2 separate regions of the Homo sapiens genome follow, and region 1 is linked to region 2. The links are chromatin contacts, found by Hi-C or POLR2A ChIA-PET in ENCODE. All regions are on one chromosome and are shown on one strand. Each heading gives the region's core, a stretch centred on a gene start or an enhancer-like site at or near the end of the contact. The rest is flanking DNA. Distances are from core to core; before and after follow the strand shown. Region 1 has its middle 160 kb from the start of HLX-AS1. Region 2 has its middle 9.5 kb from the start of TRT-TGT2-1.

Evidence for each region. A loop is a pair of places that touch in the nucleus more often than their neighbours do. ChIA-PET counts read pairs that join two places held with the same protein, here RNA polymerase II (POLR2A). Pooled maps may share reads with other maps.
Region 1: a loop to region 2 is called in a map of PC-3, with 6 times the contacts of the local background. The contact joins two enhancer-like sites. A Hi-C loop is called at or near these places in 1 of 168 maps with a recorded cell type or tissue (PC-3), 1 of 37 single-sample maps with no recorded cell type and 3 of 50 pooled maps. POLR2A ChIA-PET finds 5 or more read pairs at or near these places in 1 of 52 experiments (endothelial cell of umbilical vein).

Annotation. Positions count from the first base shown.
Region 1 is chr1:221,033,649-221,038,085 of GRCh38, forward strand. No RefSeq gene overlaps it. Among named protein-coding and RNA genes, the nearest start is that of HLX-AS1, 160 kb to the left of the region's middle. Within about 2 kb of position 2,108, at least 5 of the 41 ENCODE cell types and tissues checked have a DNase peak (open chromatin) inside an H3K27ac peak, as active enhancers do.
Region 2 is chr1:222,453,114-222,457,943 of GRCh38, forward strand. No RefSeq gene overlaps it. Among named protein-coding and RNA genes, the nearest start is that of TRT-TGT2-1, 9.5 kb to the right of the region's middle. RefSeq lists an enhancer at 2,272-2,321. Within about 2 kb of position 2,423, at least 10 of the 41 ENCODE cell types and tissues checked have a DNase peak (open chromatin) inside an H3K27ac peak, as active enhancers do.

The DNA.
Region 1 (4,437 bases), core at 858-3,357, 1.4 Mb before region 2:
CTTGCATTTTCCCATAGAGACAAAATTATAAATGGTAGTTAGGTTTCCTAGCCAGCCCAGAGAATATACTTAAGCCCTATGCAGCTGAACACTAGCATTAGAGAACTTGATCGCCAAGTTTCTGTGGAAATATGCATTTATTTATTTACTCAAATATGACTTGAGTGTTCACCTGATTGGAATACAGAGACACCCTTAGCCTCTGATGATGGGGCATCATGGTCTAATCAGGCAGTGATTGCCCATTCCTTAGTGTCTGGGTGGAAGATAACATAGTGTGTTACTTGGATACATAGGACAGTAAGCTGGAGGTGGAGGGGGTCAGGCAGGACTCTCAGAGGATGCCTGAGATGATTTTGTTTTGCTGGGAGAGAAGGATGGAATCAAGAATGGAAGTTGCTTTGGGTATGGGGAGGGGCAGGAGCATGAAAGCTTAAAATAGCTTAGCCCATTAAGGGCAAGTGGGGAGGTTGATTATCAGATAAGTGAGGGCTAGACTAATATGGATTGCCACATATGGGTTTGTATGTTCCATTTGAAGATGGGATTTCAAGTAGAAGACTGATACGATCATATTTACACTTCAAAACTTCATTTGGTCTCTGTATTAATACTGGATAGAAGAAGCCACCAGCACTGGATAAAAGAAAGCCTCAGAGCCTGCTGGAATTATCTGAGGGAAAATTGATGAGGCACTAGGGCAGGGTAGATGGGGAAGGAGAAGAAGAGATGGTTTACTGGTAGTAGGGTGTTCAATTTGACAGCACCTGAAACAGACTGGATTTTGGTGAAGGAGAACACTGGATGAATAGAAATAGCAATGCTGTACACACATGCACACACGAGGAAATGATGGGAGACAGATTTGGGAGGAGGAGGAGCTCAGTTACAGATGTGTATTTGGGTCATGACTCCACTCAGAGGGTTGGGGATGAGAGCTGGCACTCAGGAGCATCTAGAAAGGAGATCCAGAAGGTGAAAAGAAAGACAATTAGAGTGAATAAGGAGAGTCTAGAGGGGCAGCCAGGGATGCTGGACCATAGCCAGAAGACAGCAGTAGTACCCAGAAGTCAAGATGGTAAGAAATTTCAGAGAAGACAAGAGAGTGGATGGTGCAGAGACCAAGACTGAGAAATTAACATTGGAGTTAGCAGTTGGAAAGACACTGGTGTCCCAGATTCCAGTTTGGTGGAGAGGTGCTGCAGCCCTGAGGGGAGGTGAGCTTGAAGATGGTATATGGTGTGTGTGTGCATGTGTGTGTGTGTGCATGTGTGTGTGTGCGTGTGTGTGTGTGTGCATGTGTGTGAGAGCACTATTCCAGTGGAGGAGAAACCCAGTGGATGTGTCCTTGTGGTGATTAGCTGTGGAAGATGGGCAGGGCTACAGACACAAGTTATCAATAAGCTGCTAAACAACTTATCAGTCATGGTGTTACTATTACCAAAAGGACCACATTTTAACAAATTTTAAATGTGCTTCATCTCTTATCACCTTCCCACCATGTCCCTCCGCATTAGAATGCTGTCTCCACCCTTCAAAAGACCCTCTACCTTGTGCTCTTTCACTCCTCCATGCCCTGCACACGTGGTTTCATCTGTCATGAATGTCCTATGCCTCTATGCCTAGCTAGCTGTCTTTCTAAACCACCCAGCCCAAAGGCTGCCTCCTCAGGAAAGCCTCTGGTAATGCCCATGACAAAGTAGTTTCTCCTGTCTCTACTCCCTCAGTGCTCTGCTCACACTTTTGGTAAATAATAGAATGCAGCTTAAAATTACATCTCTCTCCCTTTCTGGATGGTGAATTTCAAAAACATGTTGATTCAGCTGTTCTGCGTGCCTAGTCCAGTGCTCAGCCCATGATGAGAGCTCAGGGTTTGTTTAGTGACAAGCCTTTGGCAAACTCAAAAGTTAGTTGTAAAAACTATTGGTCAGGAATGATGGACCCAAGCCTAACTGACCTGAAGCTATTGTGAAAATGGTAAAAACCAAATCCTCAGCTTTTTGGGCAGGTATATTAAGGGAGGGTGCCAAAATGCTGTCAAAGCTTTTATGTTAAGAAGTTGCATAGGTTCCTAGAGCTATGTCTTCAGTGACACTGGGCAGCCAGGATGACTCATGACCCTCGATTTAAGCATCTGGAAGAGTCAGTTTTATTTTCGGAGAAACTCTGTGTCACCTTTAGTAAAAAAAGAAAGGTACACGAGGCCTTGGCAAGAAGATCTATTTCATAAATCTGTAAAATAAATGAAGCTCTTTGGGGACATTAACTCTTCTATAACCTCTCTCGATGAGTTTGGAAAGTATTTATTATGAGATGGAGCCAATTTCAAAGTGAAGCTGAGAGAATTTTCTTTCCTGAGCTCCTCCTGGAACAGTTACGTTTAGTGATGCTAATCTATGATGATGACTCAGTGACAGGAAGTGACATTGGTCATGCGTTGGCCCCAAACAGTACTTGAGGGGAGGGAGGAGGCCAGAGGACTAAAATCCTGTGTGGTTTTCCCAGTGTTTTTACCTACATGATTGTCATCTTTCCTTTTGAATCTGTCCAGAAATTGTCAGTGAAATGAAAGATCAGTGTTACATATCATTTGGGTTTTTGGCACCAGGGATGTTTGCTTTATTTTGGGTTATATTAAATACAATTAAAATGCACTAATGGTATTATAAAAGTTTTGATTTTAAACAGTGAACTAGGAAATCATTGCAAAAAAGAGTATTACGCATGACATTAGAATATGGGGCTCCAGTTTCAGATTTTTTACTTATATCTGTATGACTTTCAGTGAGTGCATTTAACTTCTTCAAGTCTTATGACCTTACTAATGAAATATGGTAGTAACACCACATCTCAGCAGCATTCATGGAGTGCTTACTATGTGCTTGGCACTGCTTTACACGGGTTAGTTTTCCTCAATCCCTTTGATGTAGGTGTGATTGTTATCCATTGTACAGATGAGGAAATTTAAGTTTGCGGAGTACGTATACCATACTGGGATTCAAATCCAAGACTTTGTGATTCTATTACCAAGTTCCCAACTGCTCTTTTATTTTTATTTTAAAAAAACTTTTATTTTAGGTTTAGGGGTACATGTGCAGGTTTATTATATAGGTAAACTTGTGTCATGGGGGTTTGATATACAGATTATTTCATCACCCAAGTGCTAAGCCTACTACCCATTAGTTACCTTTTCCTGCTCCTCTCCCTCCCCGTACCCTCCACCCTCTGGTAGGCCTCAGTGTCTGTTGTTCCCTTCTTTGTGTCCATGTGTTCTTATCATTTAGCTCCCACTTATAAGTAAGGATATGTGGTATTTGATTTTCTGTTCCTGCAGTAGTATGACAAGGATAATGGTCTCTAGCTCTATCATTCCTGCAAAGAACATGATCTCCTTTTTTATAACTGCATAGTATTCCATGGTGTATATGTACCACATTTTTTTATCCAGTCTTCCATTGATGGACATTTAGGTTGATTCCACGTCTTTGCTATTGTGATAATGATGCAATGAATATACACATGCATATGTCTTTATGATAGACCAATTTATATCCTTTCGGTAAATACCCAGTAATGGGATATTGGGTTGAACATTATTTCTGTTGTTAGGTCTTTAAGGAATTGCCACACTGTCTTCAGCAATGGCTGAATTAATTTAGACTCCCACCAACAGTGTGTAAGCATTTCTTTTTCTCTACAACATCGCCAGCATCTGTTATTTTTTGACTTCTTAATAATAGCCATTCTGACTGATGTGAGATAGTATCTTATTGTGGTTTTGATTTGCATTTCTCTAATGATCAGTGATGTTGAGCTTTTTTTCATATGTTTGTTGGCTGCATGTAGGTCTTCTTTTGAGAATTATCTGTTCATGTCCTTTGCCCACTTTTAATGCGGTTGTTTTATTTTCTTGTAAATTTGTTTAAGTGCCTTATAGATGCTGGATATTAGACCTTTGTCAGATGCATGGCTTGCCAAACTTTTCTCCCATTCTGTCAGCTGTCAGTTTGCTCTTTTAATGGTTTCTTTTGCTGTGCAGAAGCTCTTTAGTTCAACTAGATTCAATTTTCCAATTTTTGTTTTTGTTGCAATTGCTTTTGTTGTCTTTGTCATGAAATCTTTGCCCTTTCCTATGCCCAGAATTGTGTTGTGTAGGTTGTCTTCGAGAGTTTTTATGGTTTTGGGTTTTACAAGTCTTTAATCCATCTTGAGTTAATTTTTGTATATGGTATAAGGAAAAGGTCCAGTTTCAATCTTCTGCATATGGCTAGCCAGTTATGCCAGCACCATTTATTGAATGAGTCTTTTCCTCATTGCTTGCTTTTGTCAGCTGTGTTGAAGATCAGATGGTTGCAGGTGTTCTCTATTTCTGGGTTCTCTATTTTGTTCCGTTGTTGTATGTGTCTGTTTTTGTACCAGTACCATGCTGCTTTGGTT
Region 2 (4,830 bases), core at 1,173-3,672:
TTTGAGTATTAAGTGAGATAATGTATATAAGGCACCTAATATGTACCTGAAGCACGGTGGGCTCTCAACAAATTCCCTTCTCCTGCCACCCTACCTGAAACTGACATAGAATGACAAGGGACAAACCTGTTAGGAGACAGGCAAAGATGATAAAGGTACTTTCCATTCCACAGCTCAGAGATCCTGTTCCAGGAAGCATCTGTCTTGACAAGGTGTGAGGACTCTAAGGGAGGCTGAAACTCTAAGGGAGACAATGAGATGCTAACAAGCTGGAAATCAGATGCATTTCAAGAACCATTTACACCCCAACAGGCTGACCTCAGAAGGGCACTCGAGACTGCCCACTGCTTTGTACTGCAGGAAGGTGAGTGTTCAACCCTAAAGAGGCGCTGGTCCAGGAAGCCCTGGTTCAGTATCCCAGTGGCTGAGGTCTGACCTGTAGCCTGTTCTCAACCAAATGGAGGAAGATGGGGGGTCACTCAGGCCCAGACCAGAAAGCAGGCTCACCGCCCTCTTACTTGCTGTCAAATTTCCTAACCAGTCATTAGAAGAGTCACTCTGTGGGACACCCAGTTGAGTCCATGCTATTAATAACATAATAAATGTGTGCAACTCAGGATAAAAATAATTCTCTGTACCTACATAGAAGGATGTGTGCATGGGCCTGTATGTCCTTTGAAGCACCATTAATGATTGAACAAGAATTCATTGCACCTTTTTTTTCCAGAGCAGCCTCTGACACTTTATAATCTGAGAAAAAAATGGCAGAACTTCTGCATCTCATGTGGAGCAGTTGAGTTTCCTGCCCACTTGTTTTCTCAGATAAACCCGAGTCAGGCTCCCAACTCTCCAGCCCACCCACCCAGGACTTTGCGCAGAGATTTGCCTTCATTTCCTCATCTGTACCCGGTGTGACAACACTTACCTTGCAGGTAGTCATGAGCATTAAATAGAGGAAACTAATCTTCCTAAAGTGCTGGTATCGTGCTTGCTGTTCCAACCCTGATAGCCATCATTACATTATTACAAGTCAAGCTGAAGGGCAGGAGAATAAATTGTAAGAATTTATTAAGCGTGGGTAGGGACCGAGTCTGGGCAGCCACAAGCAAAAATGGGAAAGGGATTCGCATGGTGGGAATGGCATTTGCCCATCTCCATTTTCGAGGCCTCTCTCTGGGTTCAACAGTTCTTCTAAGATCACATATGGCTGTCTGGCCACTTTAGTTGTAAGCTTTCTCTGCTTCCAAGAGATGTGAACTCATTTCAAGCAGCTCATTGGCAGCCCTCCTGCCCATTCTATGCATATTTTACAGAGGAGAGCTTTGAAGCTTAAGCAAAATGGCATTTGCAAGGTCACAGAGCTCACTGGTGGCAGAGCTGGGATACAGGACTATTGGATTCAAAGCCCCCCACCCACTCTTTACCTCCCTCCCCTTTCTAAAGCATGACCCACTGGAGCTTTCACGGTGGGGGCTATAGATTGTGGAAAAAAGTGGCAACATGACTGTGAACTTGCATCTGATCCAGTGATTCCAAATTCCCTTACAATTGAGGCAGAGACTCCGCCAAAGGGACTGGTGAGCCCTGTGACTGGCCCCATCACCATGACAACACTCCTGTTCCAGCGCCTCAAGGGATCTCCACTCTCCTACCTTCTCACGTAGGTGGGAAAGGTGGCGTCCTCACCTACATGTACGGCCAGGACTCCCATAATTTAAGAAGAGCCAGCTAGATCACTAAAATGGTCTCCATGCTACACGTTACAACTGCACATCTCAGCACCCAAAGCCTTCACTGGAGAGAGAAAACCGTGCCTGGGTGACTCGTGACTCGACATTGGCTCCGGACGTGTCAGTACAGAGGAACGTCGGTACCGGATCCCAGACATAGGGCTGAGCCCAGCTGGTTCTCATTCTCTTCTGGGGCCAGGCCTGCTGCTGGTTTCATTTAATTGAATATTTTGATTGTTTGATTTCTGTAGCCAGAAGCCTGTAGGCAGTAAATGCCCTTTTCCATCAGTTCAAGAAAGAAAATGTACCTGCCGAGGTAGTATCTGCTTCGCTGAGCTGCTGACTTATTTTAAGAACTAAATCTTTCCTGTTACTATATTTTTCACTCTGGGGTGTGCGCGCTCCAAGACTGACAGTAACTCAGGTCTAGGACAGGAGCGTCCTCTCGGCGATGACTTAGCGCCACCTACTGACCACTTGCTCAACAGCGGCCACGTTCAGCAACCACGGTGATCTCGACAGACACGAAAATGTTCTGTGCTCTCAACGAGAAGTTCTGCATGTATTCTTCCCTTCTCACATAGCAGAGCTTGCCTAGCAGAATTGTGCTCCTTTTATTTTTTAATATAAGTAAGTTAAGACACAGGGCTCCAGCAAGAAAGCTGAGCAAGTTCTCCATTTGGCAACTGTTTCATACTTCCCGACTTTGGCGGCTGTCATTTATAAATGATGAGCTCATGAGTGAGGAGGCTGATGCAACCCCCAGGGGCCCAAAACACAAGCATGGAGAAAGACAGCCCTCCTGTGGGATCTGATGCAATCGTCTTGTCTTCTTTAGGCTTTGATACCAGTGTTTCTAAACTTTAGGTGCAAGATTATCCTCACAGCACCTCTAAGGAGTATAAACCCCAGGGTTATTACTTACCGGTTACCACAGCAACTCATATGTAAAGAGTTGGAAAGTCCTTCCTCTGTGGTGATTGAGAGTAGACATGGAGCTGTTTGCAACCCCCTAAACACATTGCCCCCTTGCCACACAATAGCAAAAATTGAGAATTATCATCCTGTCACCACCCAGTGGCTCTGGGCCCTCAAGCTCCCAATTACTTACAGATATCTACAGCAGAGTCTCTTGACCTTCGCACCATCGGGTCAGATAGGTCTTTGTTGTTGGGAGGCTGCCTGCGCATTATGAGCATTTAGTAGTATCCTTGGCCTCTACCCACTGGTGTCACTGGCACCCCACCACTGTCCCCAAACCTCCACCCCTGTTATAACAATCAAAATACCTATAGACATTGCCAAATGTTTCCTGGGGGTACAAAATCACCTCTGCTTAAGAACCACCTATCTGGAAGGCAAATACATGGAATATAAGAAGAACAACAACAGTAATAATTACTAGTACTGCTATCATTTAAAAGGTAAAATTGCACCACCAGCTAATGGATAAGTCATCGGCTTCCTAAAAGGCACTAATTACGTGCTGAGACTTTTATGGCCTTATCTTATTTAGTCTTCACAACCAAGAAACCAGTCTGTGTTGACAAAACATTCACATTACAAGGAAACTGAAGATCAGAGATGCCAAGTAACTTGGCCAAGGGTGCAGAGCTGTCAGTGGCTGAACTACCATTTGAAACCAGACTTTCCTGACTGTAAAATCTGAGCCTGTCACCACCTCCAGATCCTGAGGTCACATAGCACAGATAGTTCTGGAACAGTCCTCACTCTCAAAAGTTCTGCCAGAGTATGCTAGCACTATTCAAATAATATATCTAGATTTAGATTTAAAGACATAAAGACTGTAGCTATCCTCTGTAAGAAATTGACCCAAAGTGTGACTGCTGTGGAGGTTTTCCAATAGGGGAATAGAGCGGGCCAGAGTCTTGGCCAGTAATTGACTGTATGGCCTTTATTTGGGGTCAGTTACTTAAGCTCTTGAAGTCTCTTCTTGTTCATATATAAGATAAAAAATTTTGTCAGAGCAATGGTACTCAACTCTGGCTGCACATTAAAATCACTTGGGTAGCTTTTTGCCATGGTTTGGATCTGTGTCCCCACCCAAATCTCATGTAATCCCCAATGTTGGAGGTGGGGCCTGGTGTGAGGTGGGATTGGATCATGGGGGCAGATTTCCCCCTTGGTACTGTCCTCAAGATACTGAGTTCTCATGAGATCTGGTTGTTTAAAAGTATGTGGCACCTCCCTTCTCTTTCTCTTTTGCTCCTGCTCCTACCGTGAAGACATATCTGCTCCCCATTTGCCTTCTGCCATAATTGTAAGTTTCCTGAGGTCTTCCCAGAAGCCAAGCAGATGCCAGCATTGTGCTTCCTGTACAGTCTGTGGAACCATGAGCCAATTAAACCTCTTTTCTTTATAAATTACCCAATCTTGGGTGTTTGTTTGTGGCAATATGAGAATAGCCTAATACAGAAAATTGGTACCAGGAGTAGGATATTGCTATAAAGATACCCAAAAATGTGAAAGCAACTTTGAAACTGGGAAATAGGCAGAGGTTGGAAGAATGTGGAGGGCTAGAAGACAGGAAGTTGAGGGAAGGTTTGGAACATCCTAGAGAGTTGTTTAATGGTTGTGATTAAAATGCTGACAGTGACGTGGACAGTGAAGTCCAGCCTGAAGATGTCTCAGATGGAAATGAGGAACTTATTGGGAATGAGTAAAGGTAACCTTTGCTATGCCTTATCAGACAGCTTAGCTGCATTATGCCCCTGCTCTAGAGATCTGTGGGACTTTGAACTTGAGAGTGGTAATTTAGGATATCTGGCAGAAGAAATTTCTAAGCAGTAAAGTGTTCAAGATGTGACCTGGCTGCTTCTAACAGCCTATGCTCATATGTATGAGCAAAGAAATGACCTGAAGTTGGAACTGATATTTAAATGGGAAACAGAGCATAAAAGTTTGGAAAATTTGCAGCTTGGCTGTGTGGTAGAAAAGAAAAGCCCGTTTTCAGGGAGGAATTTAAGCAGGCTGCAGAAATTTGCATAAATATAAAGGATCCAAGTGCTAATAGCCAAGGCAATGGAGAAAAGGCCTCAAAGGCATTTCAGAGACCTTTGCAGCAGCCCCTCCCATCATA